2 separate regions of the Homo sapiens genome follow, and region 2 is linked to region 1. Evidence: chromatin contacts called from ENCODE Hi-C data. All regions are on one chromosome and are shown on one strand. The core of a region is the stretch at or near the end of the contact, and the rest is flanking DNA. Distances in the headings are between cores, read along the strand shown.

Region 1 (5,611 bases), core at 878-3,377:
GGGTCTTAGATGCTTCTAGCCCAAGTCCAAGGGTCGACTCCACCCTGTGGTCCCTCTAGGAGACCCTCTGTCCAGCCTGGAGGGTTTTTCACCATCCTCTTTTGTAGGTGCTTCATAACAGGTGGGGTCTGGCAGCTCCATGTTGAGATCTCAGCTAAGTATCTTACTAATCCAGAGGCTTTGGGTGAGTCATGCAGTCTCAATTTCCACGTCTGTAAAATGGGGTCATTGGGAGCTTAAATAAGACAAAGACAAAGCTTTTCAGACATGCAATTAGTGACATCGGCTAGACAAAATCCAAATTCCCTGAGAGTCCATACAAGGGCTTTCATAAAAGGGGTTTAAAAATAAAATTGATATCAGGAGCTCTATTTAAGAAGCAACTTTCGGGCCGGGTGCGGTGGCTCATGCCTGTAATCCCAGCATTTTGGGAGGCCAAGGCGGGAGGATCGCTTAAGGTCAGGAGTCTGAGACCAGTCTGGTCAACATGGCGAAACCCCGTTCTACTAAAAATACAAAAATTAGCCGGGTGTGGTGGTGAGCGCCTGTAATCCCAGCTACTCAGGAGTCTGAGGCAGGAGAATCGCTTGAACCTGGGAGGTGGAGGTTGCAGTGAGCTGAGACCGTGCCACTGCATTCCAGCCTGGGCAACAAGAAAGAAATTCTGTCTCAAAAAAAATAAAAAATAAAAATAAATAAAAAGCAATTTTCAAGGGAAGTTGGAAGTCAGATCCAGTTTCCCACCCTATACCACAAAATGACAAATCCGTTCCTCCACAAGCACGTGCTAAAGGCCTACATGTGGTGGCTCAGTGGTTCCTCACAAGGACCTCCTAGGAAGTGTGGGTAGGTTTGTTAACCCCATTATACAGATAAGGAAGCCGAGGCCCAGAGAAAGTAACTCACCTGAGATTACCCACTTCTCCCTGGCAGTGTCTGACATTCAATGTCAGGCCTCTCTGGCTGGTTCTGAGTCAGGATGGCTGGATCTACTTCTGGCGGTGTGGCCCTGAGCAAATCCCACAGCCTCTGGAGCCTCAGTTTTACTGTTGGTCTTATGAAGAGGTAGACAAGATCAGAATTTACCAATGTACTTCAAGCTGTTACTAGGCATCTAGAAACAGGAGCAGGAGAGTTCAAGGTCTTGTATGGTGCCAGTAAAAACAAAATTATAAACAGGTCTTCTCACTGCAGGACTTATCAGAGCCTTTAAGTCACTAATGTAGTTTATGAATCTCTAAGAGGCAGCCCTATCTTATCTGACCACGTATGAGTGTCTCATTCAAGGAAGTGTTTGGAAAATGCTGGACTAGACAATTTCCAGCAAGCCTCAGATTCCCCTACCCCCATCCTGCAACCACCAGCCAAGAAATGTTCCCTTCATGGGCCACTGGGCCAGACCCTGGCTAAGATAGAGACTGGAAAGCCCCAAGGCCTTATTTCCACCCCTTCTCCTTAGTCCCAGGGACTCTGCCTTCCCTGGAAACAGCACTTTCTTTCTTTAGCTGGGCCAATAGTGTTCCACCTACATTTCTCTGAGGCATGTTGAAAAAAGCATGTCTGCAAGGGGTTTCTGACTTCTCCTAGCCTCTGGATGTATTTCTAAAAATCATAATAATTACTTTTTTCAGTTTACAAAAATAAAATGTCTTCATGATAAAATATGTAGTTAGGAAAGCAAAATAAGAAATTAAAAATCACTCATAATCCTTAAGCTGCCCCAATCTAAGTAGGCAAATGATAAGCAAATTGAGTTTCAAGATGATCCTCCTAGCAACACTCTCTTTAAATGAGGTTAACCCCACCTCCAGGCCCCTCTTTTGGAAATCTTGGAGCTTTCCCTGCTCAGAGATCCTCCCTTCCCTCACCCCAATACCCTATTTTCAGAGCAGACAGAGGCACCTAGTTTCTGAGGAGCAGTCTTTTCCCCAAACATCAAAATAAACCACAAGTGTTTACCTTCACATGGTACTTTTACAACTTCCAAAGCCATTCTGTGACTCGCTTTCATTTGCTTCCTACGGTAACCCGGTAAGATAGGTGTCGTCATTCCCATTTCAGAGAAGAATAAACTGAGGCTCAGAGAAACTTAGAGATGTGCCAGGAAATGTCAGAGTAGAGACTTAAGTCCAACACCCAATATTCCAGAACCTGTCTGCCTGCTTTTGAATCTTTGCACCAGTCACTTCCAAGCTGTGTGACCTTGGATACAGCACTTAACCTCTCTGAACTTCGGGTTTCCTATCTACAAAATGACAATAATGAAAATGCCTGCTTATATTATTATTTTACTATTATTATTTAAGGTTGTTGCAAAAATTAAAGGAGTTGATACAGATAAGGTGCTTAGAACAGTGGCTGACACCAAGGAAGCGCTATATTACTTGCTATTATTATTTATATTATCAGTTTTTATTCCCAGGACACCAGCATGCAGGAGGATTCTAGGATGCAAAAGGGCTGAGTCAGAGGCACTGGCCTGTCCCCAGGGGAAGCAGGTCTCCCGGCGCCCTGGCTGTGGGGAGGGTACCAAAGAACAGACAGTGCTCTTCTGGGCACAGGCCTGTGCTAGAGCCAGGCAGTTGGTGGTCATGGAGTTGGCAGCACAAGGTAGACTCTTTAAGCGGCCACACATTCACAGGATAGCATGTTCTGGTTAGCCAGACACTCCAGTTTAAAATGAATTTCTTTTGCTGAGAGCAATTTAGGAACATAGATTAAGCCTTAGAAATTCTGGAAGTTGCATTAGTCCTCAGTTAATCCTAAAGAAGTCATAGGGCGGCCTGGTGTGAGGTTCTAGCTACAAGAATGTTCAGGGCCACGAAGTTCTCGCCAACGTTGGAAACTCTTCAGCACCCCAAAGTAGGGGATTGGTTAAATTAGCTCTTATGTATTCCTCAATAGAACACTGCAGCCATTAAAAATTATGTTGTCAAAGAATATTTGGTAATATGGAAAAGTAATTATAATGTGTTAGCAAGAGAGAAAAATAAGTTCCAAACATAATGCAGAGAACTATCCCATTTGATAGAATACTGATATACATGGATACTATGTAACATTTACACATTTCTGAGAAACATAGAAAAGTCGGAACATATAAAAGATATTATTAATAGCTTCCGTGGGGTGACAGGATTATAAGTAGTTTTGATGGCTTTTTTTTTTAATTTTTTCTTTTGTTATTGTTGTTTTTTTTAAATTTAGAGACCAGATCTCACTCTGTTGCCCAGGCTGGAGTGCAGTGGTGCATTATAGCTTACTGTAACCTCAAACTCCTGGGCTCAAGCAATCTTCCCACCTCAGCCTCCCAAATAGCTAGGACTACAGGCACACACCATCACACCTGGATAATAATAATAATAGTAATTATTATTATTATTTTGAGACAGAGTCTCACCCTTTTGCTGGGCTGGAGCGCAGTGGCGCGATCTCGCCTCACTGCAACCTCTGCCTCCCGGGTTCAAGCAATTCTCCTGCCTCAGCCTCCCAAGTAGCTGGGACTATAGGCACGTGCCACCATGTCCAGCTAATTTTTGTATTTTTAGTAGAGACGGAGTTTCACCGTGTTGGCCAGGAAGGTCTCGATCTCTTGACCTCGTGATCCACCTGCCTCGGCCTCCCAAAGTGCTGGGATTACAGGCATAAGTCACCACGCCCTGCCTATTATTATTATTATTATTATTTTTAGAAACAGTGCCTCTCTATGTTGTCCAGGCTGGTCTCAAACTCCTGGCCTCGAGTCATCCTCCTGTCTCAGTCTCCCAAAGTGCAGACATTATAAGAGTGAGCCACTATGCCCGGCCTATTTTCTGCATTTTCTAACATACACATGCACTATCTTAAAGCACAAAAAAAGCTATTAACAAAGAAATAATTAAAAGTAATTAGCTATAAGTTGTCAGTTTAAAAAAATCTGGACTGCTATATTCAACAAAGTTGTTTACATTCTAGATTTCAAGGCCCCTCAGAAGCACCTCCCTGTGTAAATGAGGGTTCTTGCCTCCAGAAGGTGGCCCCACAAATGAGGAGTGAAAAGTAACAGCCGAATGGCCCCACTGTTGTACTAATCTTGTTTGTTTAAAGAGAAACTACAGACACTCTCTCTATTAAAGAAAAAAAGAATGAGGAGAGACCGAGAGAATTAGAATGTGCTATATACATTACAAGATCAAAACCAGTTTAGGCCCAAGTCTTCTTGTAATTTCATCTTTTTCCTCCCTGAGGGGGTTGGGAAGCCCTCTCTTACCACAGGTTAAGAGGCGAGAGGTCTGGTGGAATTTCACATCCACAGTGCCCTTAGGAAAAGCTGGGTGTTTTTGGCAGATTGAAGCATTCTTTTTCCAGGCTGTGCTTTCACTACTGGGTACAGATAATGTGGCTTAAAGAGCTAATCGGGAGCTGGAACAGACAGAAATTCAAGAGCAGAGAGGCATCAGGACCTAGAACTTGGCCTAGACTCAGAGAGAGCTGATTCAAAGCTCAGAGCCACCAGGGACCTGCTGGGCGACCCTGGATCCATCACCAAGCCTCAGTTTCCATGTTGGAAACAAAGGGAGAACGACGTCTGGGCTCAGAGTTAGGAAAGCACTCTGTTAGCTATAAAGCAAGCTACATGGCAGAGTCGCCCTCAGCATGTGACCCCGCTTCAAGCCTGCCATCCAGTCTGGGATGTCAGACCCAGGGTTCTACTGGCAGGTTAGAGAAGAGGAGTCAGGTGGGAGACTTGGAAGATTTGGTACAACACATGGAAGATTTGGTACAACACAGAAGTTTCTGCGATTTCCTCAGACTAACCCTTAATTAACTACAAACCACGGTCTACGCCTCCTTTCCATCAATTATCTTATTTCACCTTCATAGCCAGCCTTGGAAGTGGACTTAGGTGGGTCTGTATGGCAGACAAGGTCCTTGAGGCTTAGATAACTAGAGTCTCTAGGGTAGGCCTAAGTCACACAGCAAGGCAGGTCCAGGGCCAGGATTTGAACCCAAGCCTCAGTCCTGAAGGATGCCCAAGGAACATAGATGCTGACACGCCACACTTTTCTTCCTTCCAGGCAAACATGAAGAGAAACAGCAAGAAGGTGGCATTGTTTCTAAGAACTTCACAAAGAAAATCCAGTAAGTAACCTGGAGTCATGGAGCTCAGGGTGGGAGTGGAGGAGGGGGCACACCTGGGACCCATGATCTGGGGTCTCTCCCTCTTGGGCATCTCTCTTTTAAGACACCTCCTTGGGGCAGGGAATTGAACCCTCACACCTAACGAGGAGAAAATATCCCAGCAGACCTGTAATAGGGTCCCAGAAGGGGGAGCACATAGATTGCATCATCTCATCTGCTCGGTGCCCTGTGAGGTGGGTATTAAAAACCCCATTTTATTTATTTATTATTTATTTATTTATCTTGAGACCGAGTCTCACTCTGTCACCCAGTCTGGAGTGCAGCGGTGTGATCCCAGCTCACTGCAACCTCCACCTCCTGGGTTCAAGCGGTCCGTGTGCCTCAGCCTCCTGAGTAGTTGGGATTACAGGCATGTGCCACCATGTCCGGCTAATTTTTTGTATTTGTTTAGTAGAGATGGGGTTTCGCCATGTTGCCCACACTGGTCTTG
Region 2 (5,437 bases), core at 704-3,203, 410 kb after region 1:
GGAAGTGACTTGACCTGTCACCTGAGGAATAAGAAGGAGGAGCCTCCCAGCACTTTGGGAGGCCAAAGCGGGTGGATCATGAGGTCAGGAGTTCAAGACCAGCCTGGCCAAGATGGTGAAACCCTGTGTCTACTAAAAATACAAAAATTAGCTGGGCGTGGTGGCAGACACCTGTAATCCCAGCTACTCGGGAGGCTGAGGCAGAGAATTGCTTGAACCCAGGAGGTGGAGGTTGCAGTGAGCCGAGATCACACCACTGCACTCCAGCCTGGGTGACAGAGTGAGACTCCAACTCAAAGTAAAAAAAAAAAGAAGGAGGAGCCATGTGACAGCCAGGGAAAAACAGCCGAGGCAGAGGGAACAGCCAATGCAAAGACTTGGTTGAGAATTCAGTAGATGAATCTAATCTTTTAGTTACTCCCATTTTATTAATCCATCAAAATGAGAAAGAAGGCATGGCGGAGAATGTACTATTTCATCTTTGTGTGTTCACCCAGCAAGCTATACTAAGCACCTCCCTTGTACCAGGAACTGTGCCAGATGCTGACACAAAGATGAGCCAGATGACCCCTTCTCTCGGGGAGTGTGCAGTCCAATGAGGGAGGCAGATAACAAAATAAGTATGGCTCATGAGATAAGTGAGAATCTCCCAGGCAATCAGCTTATATTCTGAGAAAGCCAAGAAGATGATTAATAGTTTCAAGTATGATGATGTGAGCAATTGCTTTTGACACTGCATGATCAAATTATTTTCATTTCTTTGTGGTCCTGCAGCTCAGAATACCTGGATTTTTGGTGAAATATTAGCAAGGGATATCAAGTTTAGGATACTGTATAATGCACTATATGTTTCAGAATATAAGGAGAAATAGTATGCTAATAATAGCTAATATTTATTGAGCACATGGATTGACCTGGATAATGTACCATCTCATAGAAGAGTCACTACGACTTTATGAGGCAGGGACTATTATTTCCCCTTTTTCAGATGGAGAAATAGGGGCTTAGCAAGATGAAGGGGCTTTCCTGAAGTGACAATTTCCTAGTTCTGTCTGGATTCAAGCTTCAGTTCTGGTCCATACGGCCCTCTCATGAATAGCTTAGACACTGATACAATTGCTTTTCTCACACTAGTCCCCAAAGTGGATACCTTGTTCTTCTTCCCAGCCCACTCATCCATCTAGGTTGCCTAGGCCAGCCTGATCTACCTGCATTTCTCCCCAGGGGTCCTGCAGGTGGAAAAGTGGAAAGAAGAATTCCTTGTTTCCACACTGGGGAGGGCACCTGGACGGGCATGGACCGGGCAGTGCCCACTGACTGACTATACTGGACTCCAGTCTCTTGAGCCCCAAGTAGAATGTGGAAAGCTTTGAGGCCAAAGCTGGGCACCTGGTTCCCACCCCACCTGGGGGAGGGGGTCGGGGGGAGGAGAAATTCCTGGGGCTCAGTGTTCAAGGTCTGAGGCACAGGAGACAAATCAAATGCCCAGGCACCAGACAGTTAAGGTAAAACGTTGAAGTCAAGAGGAAGTAGTGAGTCTGTTGCCAACTGGATAGGGTTGGTCCTGTCCCATCTAAATGTATTAGAATTAAGTGGCTTTTAAAAATGAGCTGGTCATCTTCAGCCCACGGGCTGGCCAATTTGGAACTTAATGGGCCTTTGCGTCCTCCTTCCCTGAGCCTCCTTTTATTCCAGACTTCTCAGTGTGAGTCTGTGCGTCCCTCCGACGATCTCAGGGAGTGGGGTGCCTTCATCTGCCTGTTCCCTGTTCCTCAGGCTGACGCTCCCGCTGTCCTCCCCGCCTCCCCTCACTCCTTTTCTCCCTCCCTTCCTCCTTGTGGGGAGGCTCTTGGCCAGGGTCCCTGAGCCCGGGCGGGTGCTGGCAGAGGACGCAGAAGGGGTGAGGTCACGTCTCCCTTGAGCCCCGAGCCGCTGGCTTTTCAGAGCCTCGCCACAAGCCGGCGGCCAGAGCCCCAGACCACACAGACCGTGCGCTCCTCCGCCCTCCCGGCGCCGCCGGCCTCGCCCATGTCTCAGTACGCCCCTAGCCCGGACTTCAAGAGGGCTTTGGACAGCAGTCCCGAGGCCAACACTGAAGATGACAAGACCGAGGAGGACGTGCCCATGCCCAAGAACTACCTGTGGCTCACCATCGTCTCGTGTTTTTGCCCTGCGTACCCCATCAACATCGTGGCTTTGGTCTTTTCCATCATGGTGAGTGAATCACGGCCAGAGGCAGCCTGGGAGGAGAGACCCGGGCGGCTTTGAGCCCCTGCAGGGGAGTCCGCGCGCTCTCTGCGGCTCCCTTCCTCACGGCCCGGCCCGCGCTAGGTGTTCTTTGTCCTCGCACCTCCTCCTCACCTTTCTCGGGCTCTCAGAGCTCTCCCCGCAATCATCAGCACCTCCTCTGCACTCCTCGTGGTACTCAGAGCCCTGATCAAGCTTCCCCCAGGCTAGCTTTCCTCTTCTTTCCAGCTCCCAGGGTGCGTTTCCTCTCCAACCCGGGGAAGTTCTTCCGTGGACTTTGCTGACTCCTCTGACCTTCCTAGGCACTTGCCCGGGGCTTCTCAACCCTCTTTTCTAGAGCCCCAGTGCGCGCCACCCTAGCGAGCGCAGTAAGCTCATACCCCGAGCATGCAGGCTCTACGTTCCTTTCCCTGCCGCTCCGGGGGCTCCTGCTCTCCAGCGCCCAGGACTGTCTCTATCTCAGCCTGTGCTCCCTTCTCTCTTTGCTGCGCCCAAGGGCACCGCTTCCGCCACTCTCCGGGGGGTCCCCAGGCGATTCCTGATGCCCCCTCCTTGATCCCGTTTCCGCGCTTTGGCACGGCACGCTCTGTCCAGGCAACAGTTTCCTCTCGCTTCTTCCTACACCCAACTTCCTCTCCTTGCCTCCCTCCGGCGCCCCCTTTTTAACGCGCCCGAGGCTGGCTCACACCCACTACCTCTTTAGGCCTTTCTTAGGCTCCCCGTGTGCCCCCCTCACCAGCAAAGTGGGTGCGCCTCTCTTACTCTTTCTACCCAGCGCGTCGTAGTTCCTCCCCGTTTGCTGCGCACTGGCCCTAACCTCTCTTCTCTTGGTGTCCCCCAGAGCTCCCAGGCGCCCCTCCACCGCTCTGTCCTGCGCCCGGGGCTCTCCCGGGAATGAACTAGGGGATTCCACGCAACGTGCGGCTCCGCCCGCCCTCTGCGCTCAGACCTCCCGAGCTGCCCGCCTCTCTAGGAGTGGCCGCTGGGGCCTCTAGTCCGCCCTTCCGGAGCTCAGCTCCCTAGCCCTCTTCAACCCTGGTAGGAACACCCGAGCGAACCCCACCAGGAGGGCGACGAGCGCCTGCTAGGCCCTCGCCTTATTGACTGCAGCAGCTGGCCCGGGGGTGGCGGCGGGGTGAGGTTCGTACCGGCACTGTCCCGGGACAACCCTTGCAGTTGCGCTCCCTCCCCCACCGGCTCACCTCGCCTGCAGCTGGGCCACGGAACTCCCCGGCCACAGACGCAGAGCCCTGATTCAGCGCTGTGAAAATCGCTAGCCACCCGTCCCCCATCAAGTCCGCCCACACTTGCCCACGGGTGGTGGCACCATATTCGATTCGTGGGCACCTGCAAGGCTCCATTTGCACCCGTAACTTGCCCTTTCCCAAACCCGGTTTGTGGACAGCGTCTGCACCGATATGAAAGCGTGCAGCCGCTGAAGTTCAGACAAGTCTGTATTCAAATCCCAATTCTCCCACTTTCTAGCTGTGTGATCTCTGAAGTCACTGCATCTCTGAACCTCAGTCTCTTTGTAAAACCAGAATAATCATAGCCATGTTTCTTGGGGTTGTTGGGAGCATTCATGACATAAATAATTGTAAAGTGCTTAGAACAGTGACCAGCACGGTATCTTTACAAAATCTTTACTCAAATGTCACTTCATGAGGCCTTCTGTGATTACTGTTTAAAATCAGGACCCCCATCCACCCACCCCGCGCAAGCTCTGTTCTTCCTTCCCTGCTACCTTTTGACCAAATTACTTCTCTCCATCTGATATAGTATTTTAATTATTTGTATGTTTACAGTCTGTGTCCCTCTCATTAGAATATAAGCTCCATAAGGGCAGGAATATTTGTTGGTTCCTGTATCTTCAGCATCTAGAAGAAAATGTGGCACGTGGTAGATGCTTAATAAGTATCATGAAATGAATGCATGCATGAATGAATGGTGTGGATGAATCATTAACCTTTTTTTCCCATCCTGGAGGCCCGGAAGCCGTCGCATCCGGTTCCTTCCGACCAACCAGCCAATTTCCTCCCTTCCTTCCTCTCCCCATATATCCGGTCTTGACTTTTTTTGCCGAGAGTCTGGAAACAATGCTGCAGCCAAATTCTCCAGGCAGCAGCAGACTGTCTGGCTGGCACTGGTGCCCACATTCTATCCTGCTTTATTAATGAAGCAGCCAATTCACTCCTTTCCCAGTGCCACTTAGAAAACTGCCTGCAAAGGCTTTTTCCCTCATTGGTCTGAAATGAGCTGGCACTCCAGATGGTAGTGACAGGTCAGATATTAATGATGCTGCTTGGTATGCCCTGGGAGATGAGGTTTGCACATGCTTTGAATTGAAACTTCCTTTTCTAATCCCCTCTTCCCCATTCCCTCCCCCACTGGAGACAGTTTACTATGGACAAGTTTGTATCTTTTTTTTTTTTTTTTTTTTTTGAGACGGAGTCTTGCTCTGTCACCCAGGCTGGAGTGCAGTGGCACAATCTCGGCTCACTGCAACCTCCACCTCCCGGGTTCAAGCGATCCTTCCACCCCAGCCACCCCAACCAGCTGGGACTACAGACGCCGGCCACCACGCCCGACTAATTTTTGTATTTTTAGTAGAGACAGGGTTTGACCATGTTGCCCAGGCTGATCTCAAACTCCTGACCTCAAGTGATCTGCCCGCCTCAGCCTCCCAGAGTGCTGGGATTACATGGGTGAGCCACTGCGCCCGGCCAAGTTTTGTACCTTTTTAAAGCCTTGGTTTCTTCATCTATAAAATGGGAATGTGAAAGCTGTTTTAAGTTGAGCAAAACTGTTGTAAGGATGAAACAAAACAAAGCATTCTAGTTCTTAGCACTATGCTAGGTACATGCAATAATTGTCAGACAGATGTATAGATTTGGAACCTGGAGATATCATGTTACATATAAAAACAAACAGAAATTCTAAACAGTGTGTCCTACACCCTTCCTGTTGCACTGGAAGTCTTTTCCCATTGATATATAGTGCAGCTCTGGACTTGATCAGTTTCATCACAAGGACTCCAAAGGACAAAGGACAAAGAGGAAGAGGAAGGATGTGCAGTAGAAAGGTGGGAGACCAATTCTGCCAGGCGTTTGCTTCCCCTAGGGTCTCTTGTGATGTTCAGTCCTGGCAATTTTCAACTCTCACTTCTCTGTAATTTATGATTTGTGGTGCC

What was found. Hi-C counts contacts between places; a loop is a spot of excess contacts on that map. Pooled maps may share reads with other maps.
Region 2: a map of psoas muscle shows a loop between it and region 1 (2.7-fold over the local background). The contact joins the promoter of TMEM233 here to the promoter of HSPB8-AS1 in region 1. A Hi-C loop is called at or near these places in 1 of 168 maps with a recorded cell type or tissue (psoas muscle) and 2 of 50 pooled maps.

Annotation. Positions count from the first base shown.
Region 1 is chr12:119,181,968-119,187,578 of GRCh38, forward strand. It overlaps HSPB8-AS1 (HSPB8 antisense RNA 1), which reads right to left and starts at 2,128. Exons shown (of 3, transcript XR_007063482.1): 1 at 1,960-2,128; 2 at 907-1,054; 3 at 1-235. HSPB8 (heat shock protein family B (small) member 8) reads left to right here. Exons shown (of 3, transcript NM_014365.3): 2 at 5,058-5,121.
Region 2 is chr12:119,591,821-119,597,257 of GRCh38, forward strand. It overlaps TMEM233 (transmembrane protein 233), which reads left to right and starts at 1,954. Exons shown (of 3, transcript NM_001136534.3): 1 at 1,954-2,214. The coding sequence starts at 2,029. All of the region lies in intron 1 of PRKAB1-AS1 (PRKAB1, TMEM233 and CCDC60 antisense RNA 1), which reads right to left. RefSeq lists an enhancer at 1,942-2,515.